3 separate regions of the Mus musculus genome follow, and all the other regions are linked to region 3. A link is a loop called in an ENCODE intact Hi-C map of the cell type or tissue named here. Cell type or tissue: left cerebral cortex. All regions are shown on one strand. Region 1 overlaps Prkce (protein kinase C, epsilon). Region 2 overlaps Prkce (protein kinase C, epsilon). Region 3 overlaps Prkce (protein kinase C, epsilon).

Region 1 (8,000 bases), 70 kb after region 3:
CCCGAGCTTCATACTTTGAATGTCTGTGTATCAGATGGCCACAGAGAGAATGAACCCGTTAGCCACAAGCCAGGGCAAGGCATTGGTGGCTCCCAGAACTACACCCAGAACAGTGAGAAGCAGACATAAACATACACGAGAGGAGTGAACAGGCGTTTGTGAGGCAAGGACCCAAACCTGCAGGCTTCTGCGGGCTCTCAGTATCACTAATCACCAGATGTGACCTATTAAAATGACACTGGAGAACAGAGGTTCTTCTGCATAGGCGTAGAAAGCTCCTCGCAGGGAACCACTGAGTATCAAACAGGAAGCTCAGATGCAGACACAGGACATCTCCCTTGAAGCTATTGATCAGAGGTGTCCAAGAGATCCCCTTAACCATACAGATTATTCCTGCTGGACCTGGTTGTCCACCAGAACTTGAGGGGAAGAGGCTATTGCTGAAGACACTATATTTACACTTTGGACACAGAGCTTGGAGAAATCATTATGGCATTATCTAGAAGACTGCAAAGGTCTATGTGGGTGGCTGGGACCTCCGGGTAAGGTGCCAGCAGCCTTACCCCACTGTGAACCCTCTGAACTACTACTCACCTGGCAAACTATGCCCACTGGAGTAATAGTAGCACAGACGTCTCGGGCTGGGGTAGGGCATCCAACAGCTATCTGACTAGATTTAAGGTCTGCTCAACAGAGGAAACTCGTGCCTGGTACTGTCAACTGAGAATCCATGGCTAGACAGGTCATGGACTCTACTATCATTCTGCTGAATTGATATCTGAGTACCTTACAGATACTTAACCTCATACCCATAGATTGGTCCAGCTCTATCCTTTAGCAGAGAGGCTGATGGACAGAGGTTTACACAGAGGAACACAAATGATCAAACAAGTGACAAGAATGTGTTCATCCCCAAAGCATCATCTATATCACATTCCCAGCCATTGACTGAGGAAATGCCATGAGGGACCACAGCAAAACCGAATGAGCTCAGGAGGACAGCTAGAAAAGAAAGGGCGTCTTCTGGACAGGACAGGCAGCTGTGCTCATCAGCTCTCAACAGCAGTGGTGCCTACACACGACTCGCACAAGGTCAGTCCAACCAATATACCAGTGTGGATGATGATGATGGAGGGCTCACAAGGCATCAGCCCTAGCTGAAAACCTGCACACACTTGACAGCTGCCAGGCAAGAGAAAGTTGCTAGTTTCCTTCAGTGGTGGGACCTCATGCTACAGCCTTATATCATCATACATGCGGGTAACACTAACTTGTGTGTACATGTGTGTGTGTGTGTAGTGTGTATGTGTGTGTGATGTGAATCTGGGAAAAGACAGTGAGAGGGATATGGGAGGAGTTGGAAGGGAAGAGAAGGGTGAACTTGACCAAAATAAAATTCATTTACGTATAAAAAATAATAAAAATTAAAACTACAATGTTAATTTTAAAATCTGATAACACAGGGCTGATAGTTTTAAAATCTGATAATACAGATGACTTAGTGGTTCAGAGCACTGGCTGCTCTCCCAGAGGACATGGGTTCAATTCCCAGGACCCACATGGTGGCTCATGACCATCTGTAAGTCTAGGAGGCCCAGTGCCGTCTTCTGGCCTCTACAGGTGCTAGGTATGCACATGACACATGATATATGACATATATGCAGACAAAATACTTCTATAAACTAAATAATATTTTAATTGTATAACTAACTATCAAGAAGATATAAAGCAAATAGTTACTGTAAATCCATCTGCCAGTAGCAGCCATTGGTATAAAAACATTTTGCCAAGGAATACATATATCTAAGAGTCGCCAAGTCAGCCCCCTGGTAAGTAACCTAAAGAAACTGCAGTTATGCTCAAGTGTGCCCAAATACAGCACTGTCCTTAACAGGAAAATCTTAAGAGGGCCAGAAAGGAAAGACTACGTGAATGAATTTGACATAATTCATCATATAATAACATACAGAAACAAAACCTAGCCAACCATCACTGCACACTCCAAGGAGGATGAGACTGGAAGGTGTGCTGTTAAACAAATTACAAAGCACTGATGCCAAGTATTTAAATGAGGTTCAAAGCAAATAACTCATTGTTTAAGAATATATGTGCATGAGCAGGTAAAACCATAAATTACTGCAAGAAAAGAATGAACACAAATGCAGGTGAGCAGGGGGGGATGTAAAACAGTGGGCCGTAGGCTATTCCTAAACTGGATCTTGCACACACATGATATGTGAGACATCGTGTATTGTCAGAATTAAAATCGTACAAAGAGGGGGGCGGGGCAAGGCCCTCGAGGTAGGGACAAACGTAAGAACTACAAAAAAATCTTTGTTCGATTGTTAGTTTTCTAAAGCAAAGGTGCCCGCAGGCTGCAGGAAGGGTTTTTTTTTTTTTTAATTTATTTAAAGGGTCCTGGTTTGATTTAAATATCTAAAGGTTCAAAATTTTTAAAAAGAGAAAATTTTTGCAGGCAGAGCTAGGTGCTTCTGGTTAACCTGGCAGTGGAGTGGCTTCCTGAGCTATATAATTACAGGCAGGAAGAGGTCAAGCCGCTGGAAGGACGCCTGTAATTAAGCAGGCGAAGTCTGTCTTCCAAGTCCCGGAGGCTGTGACAGCAACCCCAGTGACCCCAAACCCACCGATGGAAGGCAATTCTTGACTTTCATCCATTTAACCTTCAAACAGTGGCACGGGCCAAATGTACACCCAACTGTGAACAGGCAGGGACCTTCCACAGCCGGCTTTTACCTGCCAAGCATCTGTAAGCCCTCCACAGCCTAGCTGTCTCACTTGGACAGCAGCCATTCCTTAACTCCCATAACAAATATATCCTAAGGATGGCTGGATCCTACACAGCCTGAGACACGCCATTATGGCAGGGTCAACGGAGGCAGACTTAGCATGGCTTAGAATATAAGTGGTTGTGCACCTACAGAAATACTGCATTGCTTCATATCTTTTTTCTTAAAAAAAAAGAATAAAAATAAAAACAGGAAGAGAAAAAGTGACTGTTCTCCTCACAATGAAAAGATAGATACCATGTACTTTGAAACATCAAGGCCAATAGGAACAAACCAGAAAACCTGTACTCTCACTGGACCCTCAGCATCTAAGCAGGTTGGCGTGTTCCCCAACATGATTAAGTAAGAAAAATATATATATATGCATTTTTAAAAGCGCAAAATATTGGAGATACTACCAAAGAGTGTGTCCAAACAATGAGACATAATGAGAGGATTTTAATGCGTTTTAGCTCTCCGGTAATGAAATCCTGCATCACAGCATTTAACTCAATTATTCAACTTCTATTCCTCTGGCTTTCAGATGTATTTTTAGAAGCATCATGTGCAGACTTGGAGTGCTGCCTCTTTACAAAGCCGCTGCGGGCTCCTCCTGCACACGGAGGTTGAATCCAGCCGCCACCTGCCAGGCTTGGCTTCTTGGCTGCTGTTGCGTGAACTTTTTCCTGGGGAGATTCAAACAAGGGACTCCTCGCCCTGCATAGGGTGTCCATGACAGATCACGGCATGGTTCCATCAGGGTCCCGTCTGGTGAATCAATGAGTTCATTGGCTTACTTAGAGAACTTAACTTAGAGTAAGTTGCTTACAGGAGTGTGGCACCCTGGTGGCAGTCACAGCACTGAACACTCAAACCCCCTCTCCCCCCCACCCATAGCTGCACAGATGGAGTCCCCTGTCAGTGAAGCCTCTACTACTCCACAAAGGCTGCTGCAATTAGGGCAGAGTTACAAGCAGATGGAATGCTAGAGGACATCCCTTATCTCTCAGGTGAGGGTCTAACTGCCCTTCCCTTGCCCTCCTTCCCTGAGGGGATGTCAATAGACCACGTCCCGAGGGTCATTCCTGAGAAGTCACAGCTACTTTTGACAGAGATGACAATGGCTGCTATGCCTGAAGGACAAGGTTGAGCTTCTACAGATGTTTGCTTTGGGGACTTAGGTTCTCACTGTGCATGAAGAGCCGGGAATCCCACCTCCTGTAGGTAATCTTGTGGTTTGTCCATTTGGGGCAATCCATCACCACCTAGTTGAGAATCTTACTGCTCCCTAAAATACAACCTACTCTGGAGGCAACCCAGGTTTCTTCTCACGAGCATGGCTTCTAGGCAAGCGTTTCCTGAGTTAGAGAAGAAAAGGTCCTTGCCTCCTGGCACACATGAACAATCAGGACAGAAGGCGAAGAGATGGCAGTGTCGGTCGCCATTTTTCTTTCTCCTGGGATCTGGGCATCAATGCACGCAAAGGACTACTCTTTAGCAAGCTCAATATCATATCATAGCCATGTGATAGAGTTTGAGGCACAACAGTGAGTCTTTGGGAGACATTTACTCTACTCACAGGAGTCTTCACAGGAGGGGCTGGCGCAACATGGAGGCATTCAAACATGGGTCTTTAAGAATAACATTCAAGCCTTTTTTTTTTTGTCATTTTGAGACTGCATTTCCCGGGCCAGCCCAGGCTGGCCTTGAACTTATGATCTTCAGCAGCAGTGATTGATTGATTAGTCATTGCACCTGGCTTCAACACTAAGTTTTAACATTTCCTCTTTTTTCTTAAGGTTTCAGGGAACATAACTACCCTGAAAAGCTAAGGCGAATTCCTTTCTCTCTTCCCCATTATTTTACCTACTCAGCCTTTAAAAGACTGGTGCAGGGTGTGCGGCTGCGGCTTCTGGACTAGACAGGGCCTCACCCGAACTTTCCTCAGAATACAAACAATAAAAATAGATGAGGACATACGTGTAAAGAATGCCTGGGGGAAAATATGGGGCTAAGGACCAGCAGGCATGAGTGGGATCTGACAGTGTGGGAAGACTCCCAGGAGGAGGCAAACTTATAAACTCACTGAGGTTTAAAAGATTAGAGGAGGAACTGAATGAGCAGGGAGGGCCAGGGTATTGTAACTGGGGAGGCAGTGAGGTAGCCTCGAGTCCCACTAATAAGTACCTGGCCCCGCAAGCCAGCTTAAATGCTCTGTCCACACCCACCCGTGAGACGGCTTGTACACTGGAACGCGAAACAACTATTATCCAAAGCAAAGTCAGTCACACGCCTTATCTATCCCAATCGTTTCCTTTAAAGGTGACACTCTTGCCTCTTACTTTCATTTAGTCACACATCCGTTTAACGAACAAGTAAAAATTATGCCCCTACTGTGTGCTCTGCCCCTGATCCAGAACTTTCTCTTTTCATGAAAAGCAGTATCGCCTGCTTATCAGAGAAGGGACACACGGAGGTAAGGTTTGGTGCGTTTCTTTAATGAAAGCCGCAGGAACCAGGAGAAAAAGTGCACGGTGGGATCAAATTCAAGCAGCACTCAATACTTGGGGGTATTTATAGAAAAACAATCACAAAACCAAAAAAATCCAATATCCTGATGAGTGGGTCCCAGAAGGCCATTGCAGGGCTTTGTTTTCTGGCTATAAACTGGCTCTTGTCCTTGCTCTGGAGAACACAGCTACTGCCGGCCCACTCTGCTCTTCAGCAGGCTGCTGAAGTCAAGTGACCTGCTGGTGGATCCTGGCGGAGTCCCCTCCCCAGGGAGGAGGAACTGAGACTAGAAAAAGATGCACCCACAGGGTGGGTTTTGGGGCGAACTCTTGGGGGGTGAGGAGGAAAGGAGCTGGGAAATTTCCAGTTACAACTGCTATCTGCTGAGCATGGTTTGCAAGGGACCCTAGGGACTACCGTCTCTTGCTATTCAAAAGTGTGTTCTGGTGACCAGCAACACGGCATCTCCTGGAGCTGATCAGCCACATGGAACCACCAGCCCCAACCCAGGGCCCACTGAGTCGGTATCTGTGTTTTCATAGCATCTCTGACGGATTCAGCTTTAAACTCCTTAAGCCTCGTTTCGTCTAGATGTAAGGAGGAAAGCTACATGACAGATCTCTTTGGATATAAATAATAATCTCCGCTCTAGAGTCACGTGAACCTCCTTCCTTTCTCCAGGAGGGAGAGCTTAAAGGCACAGGAAAAAACTACACAGCACATCCTCACCCTGTGCAGCGAGAAGACCACCTGGAACCAAAGAGACTACGGGGCTTGTTGCTAGACATTCTCCAGACCTCTGCCTTTTTCGCCGGTGCCCAGCAGACGGTGGAGTCAGAGTATACAATTGTTTTGTTTTGTTTGAGACAGGGTTTCAGTATCTAGGCTTGGATGGCCAAGTCTTGTTCTGTAGAACAGGCTGACCTTGAACTCACAAATATGTGTCTGCTTCTGCCTGGCCAGCACTGGGGTTAAAGGTGTGAGGCACCGAGCTCAGCTCAGTATATACTTGTTGTATGTATTGGTAAACCATAAGATTAGCTCACTGTAAAGTAGGAACTAAAATAAAGATTCTAATCTCTCTCTGTCTCTCTCTGTCTCTCTGTGTGTCTCTCTCTGTCTCTCTCTGACTCTGTCTCTCTGTCTCTCTCTGTCTCTCTGTGTGTCTCTCTCTGTGTGTCTCTCTCTGTCTCTCTCTCTCTTACACACACACACACACACACACACACACAGAGAGAGAGAGAGAGAGAGAGAGAGAGAGAGATGTGTGCAAACCCTAAAAGTGAAGATAATTTCCCTTGAACTCACTTCCTCACAATTTCAAAGGAATTCACTAGGGGTGGCAATGGCTTCTGTAGCAGAGACGTCATCCCTCTGCACTACACGCCATCATTATTGCTAGTGTCAGAGACAGACCGACTAGAAGGCCAGGGAAGAAGGTCTGACCCACTGGCAGCCACTTGCTCGCTGTTGATTTTGTATAGCCCCACCCCCACAGATGAGAACCAACATCTCCCTTCTATTCCACTCCTCCTTCCCTCATTGGAAGCACCATTCGTCTTCTTCTCAAGTAGCTAAGGTCCTGGACATGCAGAAGTAACACGAATGCTCCCACTATCAGGAGCTCGGCTTCTTCTGATAGGAGGAGGCAAAGAACAGGACAAGAAGCACAACAGTGTGTTGCAGCTGCTGGTGGGAACAGGTGTAGTGGAGCCAGCAGTAAGGCTCTCCCCCACTGAGACCTCTCCCCTGAGCAGAGTCAATGAATGGCAATCGCTAGCACTGCTCTGGAGTGATCTCCTTCAGGCCACGTGGCTAGCCTAAAATGCAATAATAACAGATACTATATTCTCCTTCCTTGGTTGAGGGAACAGAGCTGCTGCTCACAGGTGATCCTCTCTGGGACTTGATTCGTCAAATGTTTCCATATCAGCAATCTATTTGATTTATACAGACATGTAGTTATCATATACCCAATGTATACAGGCACTCTACTCAGTCCTAAGACACAATAAACAATAAAACAAATCCCTGAAGATTACATTCAAGTCTCTCCCAGCTTTCCCACCCGTCTGTGTGCATATATAGAGAATGTCTCTGTAATGATACACCAATCACTGGGAACAGTGATTATCTCTGGGGAAGGGATAAGGAAATTTGAGAAGGAAGAAAAATATTCTTGTCTAGTTTATCATTTATGTGTATGGGCTATTTAAAAATTATTTAGGAATAATAAAGAAGAAATTAGGTGGAAATGTGACTGTTCCCTTATACAGAGGGACAATGACTTGTGTCTGGCTAGGGATTACAACCGGCTCCAGAAATCCCTGACAGAGAAATAACCCACTGAATAAATACAGATCACACATGTAAGGAAAAGGAGCCCCCTTTTCCTTACAGGATTAACACTGTCTACACATTTACTGCTCAAGAGACCCCTCTAATAGACAATGAGATATATTAAAATTAGAGGTTTCCTCGCACAGGGCCTTAGTGGGGACTCCATATTCCCACAGTGGAGAAATAGGCAGGCCCAGTAGCCCATTACCATAGGTACCGAAAGACCCTTAGCAGTTCAATTCCACGGAGCCGCTGCTTTTCCTTGCTAGGTCTGCTTACTACATTGCTAATGTGGTGTTTCTGGTGGCAGCTCTCTATTTGGTAACTGTCACTGCTTGTCCCATGCTTGATCATATGTACACA
Region 2 (8,000 bases), 56 kb after region 3:
CTAGTCTAGCTAGCCAGCTTGCTTGGGAGATCGCTTGTCTCTGCGTCCTGAGGGTGGTGATGACCGGCAGGCCGCAGCTTGCCTGAATTAATGCAGGTGTCATAGATCTAAACCCTGCTAAGTCACATTTGCCCAGTGAGTGCTCCTCCCACCCTGCCATATCTCTGGCCCCAAGTTGACCCTTTTTCGACGTAACTCCTCTTCCTGGAAATGCAAACCACTGTCAGGAGGACTGGAAATATAATATAAGTTGTCTGCCATGAGCTCTCCTTTCTGCTGAGGGCTCCAGACCTGGGTTTCAAGGTCATCCACAATAGGCAGCATCAGAACTGGGTGTCAGCTAGAAGGACTCGGGATGGCTCTGCATCCTAAAAACTGGATTCAATACATGAAATGCTAAGATAGATTAGAGAAGCTTTGGAGTCCTGTGATGTTGATGGTTGAATCTTGAACTCAACAGATGAATCGCCTCTCCTAGTGAAAAGAAGTTTGTATTTGATTCTCTCTTTTTGCAGACAGCGCCTTACTTTTCCTGCTCTGAGGCTCAGCTGGAAGAGCCACCTAAAATGCCCACCAGTTCCCAGAATCCACATCGTCTTCGCTGTCACTCCTGCAGCAGCTGAAGGGACCCGTGGAGACAGGTGCACCCATCTGAAGTTCTGTATGCATGTATACAACTTGTGGCAGTTTTACACAGACATATATACTCCTCTCATAATTAAAAAGGTGTTCTTCTAAAACAAGACAGGATATTCTTACCTGGTATAAATGAGAGCCAACCAGACATAAGCTACACCCACAAATAAAAATAAGCCACAAACAAAGAGAAGGAGACATTTCACTCCCAAGTATCTCTCTCTCTCCCCCACCATCTGTTTAGTGGCATATTTTGAAATCTGAGACCTAGTGCTAGCAGCAGGCAGAAAGTTTACAGAATCCTCTCTGTAAACAGTGGTATGTATGCATCTTGCTGGAGCTACAAGCCACCAGCTGTAGTTAATCAGTAGGAATTTAAATCCTGAAAGGAATGGGGGGGGGGGCGGGTTAAATGGTATTTTAATTAAAAAAAAAAAAAAAAAAAAGACCCGGGCTGCACCTGAGTTAAATATTTGACTCACCCTAAGGCTACACCTCTATTCACACTTGTCATATTATTCTTCCTATGATCCAAGGCAGAGAAGGAGAGAGAGAGACAGAGAGAGAGACAGAGACAGAGAGAGACAGAGAAAGACAGAGAGAGAGAGACAGAGAGACACAGAGAGAGAGAGACAAAAGAGAGAGAGAGAGAGAGAGAGAGAGAGAGAGAGAGAGAGAACAGGAAGGAAGTAGGGAGTCTGGAGAGAGAAGCAACTGGTAACTGCTGAGAGGCAAGTGGCCAGCTGAGTGAACAGCCTTGGGAAGCATGGCTCACACACCACAGGATGTACATAGGAACTAGCAGCTCTTTCCAACTGCACTGCTTCCATCTTTGGCCATGTGGATGGCAGGGTGGGAGGTTAGGAGACAGGCATGTTTGGGGCACACCAAATAATTACAGGAGCCCTAGGGCAGCCCCCCTCTTACCACCAGCAAAGAATGAAACTTTCCAGGAGGTTGGTGGAAACAGTGGACGTGGGTCCAGTCACTTGAGATCCTGCACGCTGACTAAAAAGATGGTTGAGAGAAAGAGACTGCCACAAGTCTCTGAAGGAGTTGAGAGCTGTAGGTTGGGAGCAAGTCTGGATTCAGAAGTGGAAGTCGCCTGCATGGTGTGGCTTTTACAGAGCTGTTTTGCTCAGGCTTCCATACCAAATCCTCTGCTGGGTGCGAATCACCAGCTCACCAAACCACCCAACCATACCATGAACTGGGGAACATTGGTCCATTTCACAGTGACAGATGATTGACAGCAGTGTGGCAATGGTATTTGTCCAACATCTCTGCCCTACAAAACTCCCTTATAGGACAGCTCTGAGTCCAACTGAAACAAAATGCAAAATAAATCTTGGCGACCCACAAGGCCTGGATGAGAGACTCACATTTTGGAGTTCTTGATCACCTGCTAAGCAATTCTAGTCCACATTCTTCATTTTTTATTTATTTCTGCACTGGGGTGGGGGAACATGCTAGCAGGGATTGAGTCTAGAACCTCATGCATCCTAGTCAAATGCTCCATCACTGAGCTACAATCCCCCAGATAGGCCCTAGAGTTTATAGCCTGGAGTGATTGGGAAAATAACTCTCAAAGAGGAAATGGAGGGTGTCTCATGGGAGGGGAGTCCCAGCCTCCAGGTGGAAGGGGGAAGAAGGCTGGCCCAGAATGACGAGGGCTCACATGAGCAAAACGAAGCTTCCAGTCTCAGGGGGAGACAGGGATTCCCGAGGGCTAACCTCAGGGGCATCACGCTGCAGTGCCTCTCAAGCTGTCTGTTGTAATGGACCTGTGTTTGCATGATCCTCCTACACAGTCGCCTGCACCTTTCATGCGTATCTCACGCCATAGGTGAGCCACCTATGCGACAACCATCATAGCTATTTTTCCTTACGTTGCTCATCAAGATGAATCTAACCATTGTTGCCCTTGGGCACTGTGGCTGTGGCAAATGGCCATAAACATTTCTAAGTGCTTCAGTTTCTCCTCTTGCCTTTTTTACTAACGAGCAGCAGACTGCCCAACGTCCACAGCATTCTTGAGTGGCATTTGGAAGTGGAGCTGGAGCCGAGGAAGCACAATAAGGCAGTTGAATCATCGTGTGAGTCCCAGGGGACTGTACCCATTTTACAGCATTATAAAACTATGAAGAAGAATGTCCGGATCTGAGTGTGGTGTCTCATGTCTGTAATGCCAGCATTCCACAGAAGGTTCCACAGAAGGTAGCAGTTTCGGGGCTAGCCTGAGCTACACGGAAGGCCTTGTCTTGTTAATAAACAGCAAAATAAAAATGGGATGTCTGGGTGAACATTGGCAGAGCTGGGTTCTAATTCATTGAAGAGTCTGATCCTACTTCCATAAACTTGAATTTCCCTTTTAGAAGATGGTGGGCTAGCAGGATGATGTTCCTAAAACTACCCCCAGCTCCCAGACATTGAGCTTCCTCTCCAGACTCACAGCACCACAGACGACCCGTGCCCTTATGAGTCCTCAGCATTTCCACCGTGAACTACCAGCTCCGACACAGAACATGCCCAAGATCACCTAGACATCAAGTTAGACAAGTTCAAAATGGAACTAAAAAATCGACCCTATGCTCTTGAAGTCCTTGCCATGTGTCATCATGATCCCGTCCTTCTGGTTGCTAGGAAGAAGCCCTTTGGGGTCATCGCCGACTCTTCCCTACGTCCCCCAATCCACTTACGGCATGTCAACACACTCTGACTGTACATGACTCAAAATATCCAAAGTCTACTTCTTCTACCACCCTGATCTGGCTGCTGTCATCACAGCGTGGCTCAGCTCTTGGTCCTCCGTTCCTCCCTTGTACTGTCACTGTTTCTTACTATCCGTTCTTAACAATGAAGCCAGAAAGGCCACATCAGACCTCAGGTCAGGCCATCCCTCTGCCCAGAGCCCAACTGTGGCTCCCACCTTTCCTTGGGGTCAAGGCCAGATCCTCAGTGTGACCCTCAGTGTGATGGTACTCAGTGTCCCACTGAGCTGGCTCTCTGCTCCTGCCCTAGATTCTTCTCCTTCTTGGCCCACGCTGGCTTTCTCATGTGCAGGGCCTTTGCACTCCTGTCTTCTCTGTCCGAGCTGTCTTTCACACCTGCATGATTAACTTCACCACCTCCAGATTTTCCTAACTCACCTCCCTCCCCCACTACCCACTTCACTCACTCTCTGCCCCACCTTTTTTTTTTCTTCATTTTTCCTCCCCTACCAAGTAAGATCCGTCTTTGGTATTTCTCAGGGGAAGAGCTTGGTCTGTGCTTATCCTTGCTGTCTACAAAGCAGATAAACGACAGAGGGAAGCAGGGCCTGCTCTGGGTGGTCCAAGGCCCTCAGGTGGCCTGGGGGAGGAAGGTCCAGTTGATGGGGAAGAGGTCGGCTTCTCCCCTGAGCTCCCTGGAGACTGACTGCTGCTGGGAAGTCCCCTTCTAATCCCTTAAACCCTCATCACTGACCTGGCTTGGAGAGGGGGAGCTGCTTCTGCTCCGTGTCTCTACGAGGGAGAATGTCCCCCTAGGAAGGTGTTTTTAAAGCTTAATCCCATGAAACCCTTCAGCTGTTTACCTGAATCCTATTTAATCTCCCACGGAGAGATGCCTCTAAATCATGGGCTCTGGAGGAGGCACACAGCCCCGGCTCCTCCTCTAAGATGTTTTCTATTGCTTCTGCTGCGGGAGAAGCAGGCTTTCACTCCCATCAAGCGAAGCAGCACGGAACAACAGAGCAATTATTTATAGTGTTTTTCTCTCAGCGCTAGATTATCTAACCGCGGGTTTCCAAGGACATTTAATCTCCAACAGGTAAAAGGCTTTATCCATTCAAATGCTATTTCTGAAGAGCCGCCTGGGCCACAGCTGCACTTGCATTTTGTGACTCTCCTCGCCCTGTGATTCGTCCCCAGCAGGGAGGACAGGAAATGTTCCTTAAACTATGGCCGCACACAAATGAGTGGCTCCTGGAGGAGGACAGAGGTAGGCCAGGCTCAGGCTCCCTAGTAAGGAGGCTTCCCATGGGGGGCTAACTAACCACCTGTTTTGTCCTTTCTTAGGAAACCATAGGATGGGATATTGGTAGTGTGGTTCTTTGGCAGGCCTGACTTTAAGAAGTGTCTTTAACAACAGCCTAGAGGACCAGGCAATACACTGTACACAAAGACTTACTTCCAGGAGTTGCCGCTCCTATTCTCATAAAAAAAAAAAACCTGGGGTCCACCCCACACCAAGGACCAAGTACCCAAACTTTGCTCACCTCACTGAGTCACTACAAGCCAAGGAGAGAAAAGCACACCACCTTGGGTTTAGAACGGCTGAAGAAACCTCCCAAAGTGACAGGGCCAAAGCCGACGGATGCTGGACGCACATGAACCAAGGGTGGGTGGGTCCAGAAGCTGCACCCTGGGCACATACACGCCTGCTCTGTGTCAGACCTGGTCCCAGGATCCTAAACCCGGGGCAGGAACAAACACTGATCTGCATGACTGAGAAGGGAAATGAAGATTCCACCCCGCCCCCTCAAGAGGGGATGTGGACATTTTCTTATTTAAGAGGAATTTAGCTGCTCGAATCAAATAGTTGATGTTGAAATGTGTACATAAGAGAAGAGGAAGTGGCTTCATTCAGTTATGTTTTCAAGACATGGACATCTCAGGGCGCTCAGACATACCAATGCGTGACGCTCGCGGCTGACTGAGATGCCACAGGACCATTCTTCTTGGAACAACAGGCAGACCGTGTCCTGGGGACCACTTCTTTTCTCCCCACCTCAGTGCTTTTTCAGCAGCCTGGCCACCCATCCTGCCCACAGCCACCCATCTACCCCTGGCCTGCTTCCCAGGCGCAGTAGAGTAGAGTAAGCCTCCAATAATCTTATAAGAAAAATTTCAGGTAGGCTGAGTCCTTCTGAAGCAGGTGCCATGTGCCTGAAGCTCACAGCAGGTCCAAATACCTGGTCTCATGGTTAAGGACCCTCCAGAGAAGACCAAAATGGACCACAGAGAGACTGCCCGAGTGTAGAACTGTGCTTAGTAGCGCGGTTACTAAGCATGCTCATGTGAGTGCTTCAACATCTCTTCATTCAGGTCAGCCGAGAAGTGAATGTCCTTACCTTATGTGGTGTGACTATGAGAAAGGGCTCCGCCCAGGGTCTGTCACAAAGTAAGTGTTTAATAAATGTGAGCCGAGGGGGGGCGGGGGGGGAAGGCTGTTAAGCTATAACTGGCAGCAGTGTGTGGGTTTCATAGCTATTAGCAGCAATTAGCAGTATGGCACGCAGACCCTCAAAACGGTCTGAAGAGGCCCACATGTGTGGCTCTCACAGCCAATCCTCTTTCCCCTGAGGACATGCAGAGCTGGCATTCACTGTAACTTGGTCATAATGACAAGAACGAAGGCGCCTAACATTCAGCGCCAGCTGCATCAGGCTAAAGCTGTTAGCGAACTGGAGTTACTCTGGATGGTTTTTATAGTTGAGGTATTTAGTCAAATGCTCTAGGAAGGGTTTGATCAAAGAGTTGTATCGGTTTAGACTCAGTTATGGAACTTGGATCATCAACTCTGAAAACCTCTCTTTTAATCCTTGTCCACAGGACCATAGACCCAAGGCCACAGAGCTAAAGATTCTACCAGTTCTTTAAAATGCAGAATTTCAGGGGCCGGGAGACAGAGCTCTTCGTAAGTAATCAAGCATACTCACTGTAGATTCATTGCATCGATTACTAGGGTGCCCAAGAACAACTAATTCACTTAGGAAGTACGTGCTCTCGCTCTCTCTTCCTCTCTCTCTTCCTCTCTCCTCTCTCCCTCCCTTTCTCCCTCCGTCTCTTTTTTGTTTTTTTGAGACAGGGTTTTCCTGTGCAACCCTGGCTGTCCCGGAACTCACTCTGTAGACCAGGCTGGCCTTGAACTCAGAGATTCTCCTGTCTCCGCCCCTCAAGATTGTTGGGATTGAAGGGACGCGCCACGACTGCCAAGTGCTATTTTGTTTCTCAACAGGAAAGGAGAGTCTGGTGTTTGAGAAGGACGGGCAGTCTGCCGCCAAGCTGGGCTCTAGAATTTCCAAGAGAATCCTTAAAAGCCCCAGAAGCTCCAGATAAATGCTCCTAATAGGCATGGGGGGGGTCTCCCTTGACCATCCCCACATGCACTGAGAAGCCCCCTCCAGCTTGGACACAGGAACTTGGGTAGTTGAAGCCGACCACGGTTTACAGTGGACCCGACCCGAGTAAGAGTTGAAGACAGTGTGCATGCAAGTTGGGCAAGCATTGTTCATACAGATAGAATATACTGGCAACCCCTAAAGCGACCTCCCTCTAACTGAGGTGGTATCAAGAGCCCCAGAAACAACAGTGAGCTGGGGAGTGTCCTAAATATCTGTCCTTCAGAAGGCAGATGGGACAGTTTGATGGTCTCTGTTGTCAACATGAGGAGATGAGATGGGCCTTGGTTTGTAAAGTCCACCCCAAGCTTGTCTGTGAGGCTGTTTCCAAAGGGGACTAGAACCTGAGGGCTCTGACATAGTTGATGGCTTAACCCACTGATGGACTGTGTGAGGTGGGAGAACCAGCAAAGGGGGGTTGAGGGGGGTGGGTCTGGCTGCAGGAAGGTCAGAGGGAGGAGCATGCTGGAAGCATTAGCAGGTCTAACTCTGGCTTACTCCTAAGAGTGTTCTGCTCTGTTTCTCATCTATCATGCTGTGTGTGTCTCTGCCATGCCCTCCTGGTATGATGCAGTGTAATTCCGGAAACTGAGCAAAGCACTTCCCCCTTTCAAGTTCGTACATTGGGTATTTGGTTAGAACTGCAAGGCACACAGGGGTAAGACCCCGACACGGGGCTCCTGATTATCACATGCCCCCCTCAAGAAAAGAGGGTCCACTGCTTGTGTAGGGAACCAAACACCTGCCATGCTCTAGTGCTCAGCTGCCCCACCCAGCACTCGAATATGCACCTACAAAGCCTTCCGTTGTAAAGCTAATGAACACGGTACTTGGAGAAACCCACAGCGCTGAGGTACAGAGGTCAGGTCCAAATGAAAGGAGAGATGGGCCTCCGTGCAGTTTCAGGGGCACCCTCCTGTCCTGTCCTCCCTGTGGATGTGATGTCCTTCACAGCACCTCCGTGCAGTTTCAGGGGCACCCTCCCGTCCTGTCCTCCCTGTGGATGTGATGTCCTTCACAGCACCTCCGTGCAGTTTCAGGGGCACCCTCCTGTCCTGTCCTCCCTGTGGATGTGATGTCCTTCACAGCACTGGCTAGCAGAGAAACTCCCAGGCAAAGGAGCCTGGAGATCTGCAGCAATGCACGAGAAGCCCAGGGCCCCCAGCCTGCCGGCTCCTGCAGGAAAAAGGCTCCACCAAAG
Region 3 (8,000 bases):
AATCCAGCACGTACAGTGATGGATGTGTGTCTGTAAGTAAAAGAATGACTTGAGCTCGGGAGTTTGAGGCCAGCCTGGGCAACATATAAGAGCCTATCTAAAAGGAATAAAGACCAACCAATCAAAATGAGGGAAACGTGAATGCACCTAAGCATATAGATTTAAAGCAGGGCTGGAGAGATGGCTCAGTATTTTTTGGTCCTTGCTGCTTTTCCACAGGATATAAGTTTGGCTCCCAGTACCTATGTTGGGTGGCTCACAACCACTTGTAACCCTAGCTCTGGGAATGCAACTCCCTAGCTTCTATGCTCTCTCTCTCTCTCTCTCTCTCTCTCTCTCTCTCTCTCTCTCACACACACACACACACACACACACACACACACACACACACACAAACTAGAAAATAAATTTAAAAAGCTTAAAGCATTCTAGATGTTAGGCAAACTGTATTATGTCCCTGGTCTTCGTTCTGCAACCCCCAACTGGGGTCTGTCGGGATCTCAGAGTTGGCGTCAATGCCAGGGAAGTTACGAGAGGTACAGATAAGAACACAGATAATCAGGAGCACAACTCTGTGCTTAGCAGCCTCTGAACAAGCATGGTAAGCGACCTTCAGCTAAACCCGTGGGCACTGTAACCCAGAGCAGGGCAGTGGACAGGAGAAACGTAGACACATCCCCTTGCCTCAGGTCCTCAAATATCCCTATAGCCACCTCCTGAGGAACCACCAGTGGGGCAGCTCTGATCTCTCACCTGCTGTCTCTTTTGTACCCATGGATTTTTTGAGGCACACAAAGCCAGCCGTACAACAGATACATTGAGTGGATTCCTTCCAGGCGCCATGAATTATCTGCTGATGGTAGTCTCCCTAAATCAGTCACGAGACAGTCAGGTCCATGAGCAACCTGCAAGTGTGAGGTCATCTTCAGACTCTGTAAGAGGCATTTGTGCTAAAAGGTAGACAGCAGGAGCCTCCCTGGGAGTTGCGTGAGTGTGGGCAGACGTTCTGGTTTCACGAAGCAATATATGATCACTGTCCTACCAGGAACAGGCAGGACAGGGTCCGAGTAGGACTGGATTCGGGAGTCATTCCTATGTTTGTGAGATTTATTGGATGTTCAAGGTGAATCACCAGGGACTATTCTGGATCTGTCACTAACCGTGTAGTTTTGGTCACTGCCCCCACTCCATCTTTAAACCAACAAGCAGGAGCAGCGTACCTCCAGACTTATCACCCTGTGACTCTCTAACCCCGAGTGTTTCACCAAAACAGAAGCCAAGCCCTTTTAACTCACCCCATGACATGGTGTTCTGCTATCTTTAGACTCCATAGGTCCCCGCTTTTCTTCTGGGCTGTCACGTAGCATAACAATCGGGTGACTGATATGCTGAATTGGGAGTGTCACCTGCCTGCCAAGGATACTAGTAGACTTTGCTCACATTGTATTCTCCAGAAATGACAGCATGTAACCTTTGGTTTGCCCATTGGTTTACTGAATGGTTCATAAATGCAAAGTACTTGGAGCCATCCTGGCCTAGACACTAGGCTGGACATCCAGGAACACAGTGCACTAAAGCCAGGCCACACCCCCAGGGGGGGATGTTCTATGGAAATGCAGGAAGTAAACGCAACTAATGTACACTATAGTTCTACAGGGAAGGCCTGAGCACATAGAAGACAGAGGCAAGAGGTCAGGGGGGTAAAGATGAATGATGCAGAAGGAGGGGAGACAGAGGCGCAGAGACATGGAACTAGAAGACAGTGTTCCATGCAATTCTCAGAAAGAAAAACAAATCGCTGATGGATCTCCAGAGTAAAAAGAACCCCCTGAGAGTTGGAGTTTTCTAAGCATCGAGCTTTGGAGGGCGTCACAGTAGGACCTTTATTTAGCATCTTACTGCTAAGTCACCCACCTAAACACTTTTCTGTCTCCCAAAGAGGAGCAGATGCTCCCAGCATCTTTACTCAATCTTGGTTCCTGCTGCCCAAACATGGTCCCTGGGGTGGGGGTGGGGACTAAGTGGGAACTGAGCATGGCTACAAAGGTACAAAATGGAGAGTACACATGGAGTAGGATTATTTATATGTGGGCATCTTTACTTGGAGGGGGGGGGGGGAAATGCTCCTCTATCGTGTCTTAGTGTCTCAGACTAAGACTAAGGCGCAACTCATGTTTTTCACTTCTCTAGTCCAATTAGCTGCATATTTTTAGCACGTGTTATATAAGGCTCATCTGCCCAAATTCGCTGGCTTGGGGGCCTTTCCTTCCTTTCGTTTCACTGGTGGACTGACCCTCGTGGTAGGATGACGAGCGGATCATGACAAGTCTGTAAATAGCCTGCCCGGGGAGGGGTGGATGGAAAGAGCCCTGGAGATGAAGGGAGGGCTTGTATTTGGTGTGCCAGGGCTAAATCTAACCCTTCTAAAAGGGGAAAGCAAAGAGAACGCACAATTCCAAACTGAGCCGTAGAGCGTTATGAAAAGCTGCTCCGTCTACAAAGGGCACCAAGAAGCAGAATCACAGCTGAGACAGGTGCCCCGCAGCGCTGCTGGAGAAGCCCCCAGGTGGCCTCTGTCAGCGGAAGCAGAGTTTAAGGCTGGTAGAGCGGGAAGTGGTTCCACTACCACAGAAAACACATCACCTTTCTCAGGGCAGGGTTAGCAGCCTTTGAGTAGAAGGCTCTTCCATCACTGCCATACCCTGCAAGCTGGAGGGGCCGAACAAGGAGCCTGGATGATGTACCCAAAGAAGTTTCACTTTCTGTTTCAGTGTGCAGCACCAAGGCTAGGAGTCTCAACGATGCCCAGGACCAGACCACTTACCCCACATTCAATTTACAGAGATTACCATTTAGGCCATCGTACTTTACCTAAGTCCTTCTAAAACAGCAGTTCTCGGCCTGTGGGTCATGACCCCTTTAGCAAATATCTTCCAAAGTGTTTACTCTATGAATCATAACAGTAGGAAAATTACAGTTATGAAGTGGTAATGAAATAACCTTATGTTTGGGGGTCACCACAACCTGGGGAACTGTATTAGAGGGCCACAGCACTAGGAAGGCTGAGAACCACTGCTCTACAACCCGGTACTTAGAGAACAGAGTCTAGAAAGGCTTTTAGGGATGGAAGAGAGGACCTTAGCAGTCAAGGGATTAATGGCTAGGGGTGCGGCCTTACAGCCCTACAAATGACATTCAGAAGCCAGTCAGCCTTCCCCTAATTCTAGGCACATCACAAGCAAGCCTGAGTACACTGGGGCTCTTCACTTTGCACCGCCCAGGCAGGCCGACACCCTCTCTGTTCCTCTAGTGAAGGTGCCACAGTGGGCAGCTGCTTCCTCAGAAGGATGCACCTGTGTAAAGTCCTGGGCACGTCACAGACCACCTGAAGTCATCCTATAGCCAATGGAAGGATAAAGTGGTGCCTTTCCCCAACATCCATCGGCAGGTAGCAATTACGGGCTTGGCTACGGAATGAGATGACAAAATTCCCATCTACTGCAGGAAGGAGAACTGGCTCTCTTCAAGAGACTGCCTTCCTGCTGACGCACAGTTCTGGGGATGAGTTTCCTTCTCCAGTGCCCTTCCCCCTGATCTGAAGTGGCATGGCAGGTGGCATACCCTTGGGCTAGCACTTACAGCTGGGTGCTGCCTGTGAACACGAGGTCCAGGTTCTGCCTCCGGTGCTGGAAACAGTCTCAGCGGTTCTTGTCAGACAGAGCTGGACTTTCATCTCTTTGCTGTGCAACCTTGAGGGAAGGTGTTCTACTTATACAATACTTTTTTGACTATTTAAAGCAGAGGAGCTAACTCCTGCTCCCCAGGGAGGCAGTGAGGAATCTACCAGGTAATGCACGTGGAGGTGACTAGCACAGAGTCTGACCCAACAAGGCAATGTGCAGGGGTGTCTGCGTGCGTGTGTGTGCGTGTGTGTGTGTGTGTGTGTGTGTGTGTGTGCATATGGTATGTGTGTGCATGGTGTGTGTGTGTGTGTGTGTGTGTGTGAGTGTGCATGTATAGTGTGTGAGTGTGTGTCTGTGCATGTGGTGTGTGTGTGTGGTGTCTGTGCATGTGGTGTGTGTGTGTGGTGTCTGTGCATGTGGTATGTGTGTTTGAGTGTGTATGTATGCATGTGGTGTGTATGTGGTGTGTGTGCATGTGTTGTATGTGTGCACATGGTATGTGTGTGTGTGTGGTGTGTGTGTATGTAGTGTGTGTGATATGTGGTGTATGCATGTGGTGTGTGCTTGTGGTGTGTGTGTGTGGTGTGCCCATGTGCTGTGTGTGTGTGAATGTGTGTATGCATGTGGGGTGAGTGTGTGCATGTCGTGTGTGTGTTCGAGTATGTATGTATGCATGTGGTATGTATGTGGTATGTGTGTGTGCATGTGGTGTATGTTTGTGTGTGTGTGTGTGTGTGTACATGTGGTGTGTGTGTGTGTGTGCATGTGGGATGTGTGTGTGTGAATGAGTATCAGTCCTTGTTACACTTTCATGTGCAATGTTCCTCTATAAGCGTATGTGCTCTTCAATCTTGGCTCTCAGTTATTTACTATTTTGGGAGGTGGCAGAACCTTGAGAGGCAGGGCCTGGTTAGTGAAGGTGAGCCACAGAACCCAGGGCTTTGAGGGTCAAAACCAGGCTCTGTCCCTGCTCCCAGCTCTTTACTTCCTGTTTTGGTTAGCACATGAGAAGGTCTGTCATAGGCTTCTGTCACACCACACCATCCCTGCCACAAAGACCTGACTCTTAAGTTGCTCATTGGTGTCTTGTTAGAGCAGTGAAAAGGGTAACTGACAGCCCTCCAACTTCCTGGGCTCCAACAGTAAAGAAAACATCTAAGCTCATCAACTCACAAATGAATTTTTAGCTCCCTTTGTCCAACACGCTTGCCCTGTGTACAGACACATTCCACAGCCATCTCTCTTCTGTGTGCTTCTTTTCGGCCCAAGCACACATACTCAAACTCTCCTGATAGAACCCCTTGGCCCTACAGAAATCCTTCTTGGCCTGAACACTTCCAGCAACAGTTATCTACGACAGTGACAAGAGACACAGTAGTATAAAGGAAAAAAGGCACTGATGTTCAAATCCTTATAGATCTTAGCCTATTTTTCAACCAGAGACAATTAAGATCAAATATGAACTGGGCAGTGATGGCACACGCCTTTAATCCCAGCACTTAGGAGGCAGAGGCAGGTGGATTTCTGAGTTAGAGGCCAGCCTGGTCTACAGAGTGAGTTCCAGTACAGCCAGGGCTATACAGAGAAACTCTGTCTCAAAAAAAAAAAATCAAATATGATTATCTACATGAAAGAGGTATTAAATTGTCAGTACTTTGTAAGCACAGATCTCTTCCTGTTCTTTACCACCACCACCACTACAAACACCCTGCCACTACAAAGATTACTGTCACTAAAAGGCCCCTGTTACTACAAAGACTACCTTCACCACAAGACCACCATTACTCTCCACTGTTGGAGGTTAGTCTGGTACTGCTTGCATTCAAATGCTAAATTCTGAACCGCAAGATCTGGTTCCTCCAAGATGAGCAGATCCTCATGTATACCTGCTTTTGTTGTGTAACCCCCCCCCTCCAAGTTATCCACGATTGGATAATAAAGATGCCTATAGATAGGCAAAAGAGAGGTGGGCGGGGCTGAAAGTTTCCAGGCTTGGGGTCTCAGACAGAGACAAGGAGACAGGAGAGAAGGAAGGAAGGAAGGAAGGAAAGAAGAGGAAAGAAGGAAGGAAGGAAGGAAGGGAGGGAGGGAGGGAGGGAGGAAGGAAGGAAGGAAGGAAGGAAGGAAGGAAGGAAGGAAGGAAGGAGTCACTATGAGGCAGGTGGATCATAAGCACATGGCCGTGAGTGCCGGCCTGTTGGAGTAGGAGCGGTTCAGGAGCAACAAGGCAAATGATATCTCAGGGTTATTGTTAGGGAAGTAGACAAAATAGCAGAGGGTTGACATCTGCTCAGCTCTAGTGCTCTAAGGCTTATTATAAACATAAAGGTTTTGTGTTTTCTGCTTCACAACTAAATGGCCTAAGGTGCAATAGAAACCCCCACTTAATATTTACTGCAACAACCCACAACACTACAATACCCGCCACAACCATTAACTTCACGGCAACGATTGCCACTGTCACCACCACCACACCCACACCACTACCTCCACCACCACTGTCATCACAAAGACTGTCCCCATCCACTTGCAAAGGCACCACCACTGTCAGGGCAGAGGATCCGTACAAGCCGAGTGTGCATGCGACTCGCAGGTTTGTCTGGGCAATCACAACTCACTAGCCTCGCTTGAATCGGGTGGTTACACGTGGTGGCGGCCCTGAATCGTTGTGGGTCCCTCCTTCCCTCCCTGACGCTATCATCCTGGCTTGGGCCCTAGAGGAAGGAAAATTCAAAATTAGCTAGCCAAGTTTCCATGCATATCATTACAAGCCCTAGCAGTCAGCTGCTGAACAGCAGACAGAAGACTCATGCCTGCCAACCTTGTCATTTTTTTTTCAGAATTTTCGAGTTATTTATATCACACAAGCCTGTAAGATATAAAGTCCCCAGTTTCCTTGGATGTAAAAGAATCTGGCACAATACTCCTTTAGAAACTCCTATCCCAAACTGGGCAGTGGTGGTGCACTTGGGAGGCAGAGGCAGGCAGAACTCTGAGTTCAAGGCCAGACTGGTCTACAGAGCTACACAGAGAACCTCCTGTCTCAACAAAACAAAACAAAACAAAACAAAACAAAACAAAACAAAACAAAACAAAACAAAACAAAACAAACAAGGAAACCAAACCAACCAATCAAACCACCACAACAATTAAAAATCGTACTAATATTCTCTGTTCCTGATTGTCTTCACCTAAGTTAGTTTTGCCTCCCTCCCCCCACTGAAGCTCTATCCCTAAACTGGGGCCAGCAAAGGCCTCTGGCAGTTATGGCAAAGCCTTAACATGCTACATCTAATCTCACCCACTGCTGGGAACCTGCTGGGATTGACAGTGTGTGAAGGCCTTGATGAGAAAGAGAAAGCTGTTCTCCAGTGACCTCAGTCTAAACCGTCCTTGCCAAGACATGAACTGCCTGTGCTAGTTCATATCAGTTATCAACTTGACAGGCTCAACGGTCTCCTAGGAGACAATTCTTGGAGCATGCCTACCAGGGACTGTCACAGTTATGTCAATTGAGGAGGGAAGATCCACCCCCCAGGTGAGTTTGGGTCCTGGACTGCATCAAAGGGAAAGCATTCACTGGGCACCAGCAATCACCTCTGCTTCCTGACTATGGATACAAGGTAGCTGCCTCAGGCTCCTGCGGTCAGGATTCCACACCCTGAACTGTGACCCTCTGAACTGTGACCCTTTGAACTGTGAGCCAAAATAGCTCTTCTCCTTTAACTTGTCTCTGTCAGGGCGTTATATCACCAGGAAGAGTCACCAAGGCACTGCCCAAGTTCCAGCTATACACACTGTCCCCTGGGCTCACTGCTAAGCTGGGCAGACCTCAATATACAGCATACACTTGCTGGTTACAATCTGTGATTAAAAACGCAGGGTGCTTGCAAGGAACAGGTGAAGTGTCAGGACAATTTGTTTGCTCACAGAGCGCCTTAGAAAGCAAACGGCTAAAGCCCATAAATAAGAAACTCGACATCTTAAAAGCAATCTTCTGCCTGGCTACCCCGAATCACACTCTAGATATTTCTCTCTACTTCAAGGGCTTAGGGACTTACTCAGGAAGCAACCTGGGTACCATTAAACCCACGGCCCACTCTGTCAATCCGTGCCCTGACTCTCTTCAGCACCTTCAGCTTTTGTATGTAGTCTGTCTACTCGCCCTGGGTACTCATGGCTTCCATGAACCTCAGAGTAACACCCCGGGCCCCATGGCTTGATAAGCCCGGAGTCCCCCAGAGATCTGATAGTTTCTGCACAGTCCAGCCTGCCTTGGGGAGCCCAGACATGCCCCGCAGGGTGTTTCATCCAAGT

The links. Peaks named below come from ENCODE experiments on the same cell type or tissue, not always from the same donor. Only the 100,000 strongest peaks of a DNase experiment are listed, where the experiment ranks them.
Region 1: a loop joins it to region 3, with 2.1 times the contacts of the local background. A loop is called at or near these places in 6 of 42 quality-filtered maps.
Region 2: it touches region 3 in a loop (2.1-fold over the local background); 5 of 42 quality-filtered maps call a loop at or near these places.

Annotation. Positions count from the first base shown.
Region 1 is chr17:86,362,519-86,370,518 of GRCm38, reverse strand. The region is part of intron 2 of Prkce (protein kinase C, epsilon); the gene reads right to left. Among named protein-coding and RNA genes, the nearest start is that of Gm30284, 78 kb to the left of the region's middle. In left cerebral cortex, a CTCF peak has its summit at 3,612; DNase peaks (open chromatin) are centred at 2,784, 3,381 and 5,894; H3K27ac peaks cover 2,341 bases.
Region 2 is chr17:86,376,001-86,384,000 of GRCm38, reverse strand. The region is part of intron 2 of Prkce (protein kinase C, epsilon); the gene reads right to left. Among named protein-coding and RNA genes, the nearest start is that of Gm30284, 65 kb to the left of the region's middle. In left cerebral cortex, a CTCF peak has its summit at 4,424; DNase peaks (open chromatin) are centred at 575, 833 and 4,373; H3K4me3 peaks cover 273 bases; H3K27ac peaks cover 1,009 bases.
Region 3 is chr17:86,432,407-86,440,406 of GRCm38, reverse strand. All of the region lies in intron 2 of Prkce (protein kinase C, epsilon), which reads right to left. All of the region lies in intron 1 of Gm30284 (a long non-coding RNA gene), which reads left to right. Among named protein-coding and RNA genes, the nearest start is that of Gm30284, 8.6 kb to the left of the region's middle. In left cerebral cortex, no CTCF peak of the experiment used is centred here; DNase peaks (open chromatin) are centred at 1,935, 2,319, 3,480, 6,446 and 1 more place; H3K4me3 peaks cover 883 bases; H3K27ac peaks cover 3,015 bases.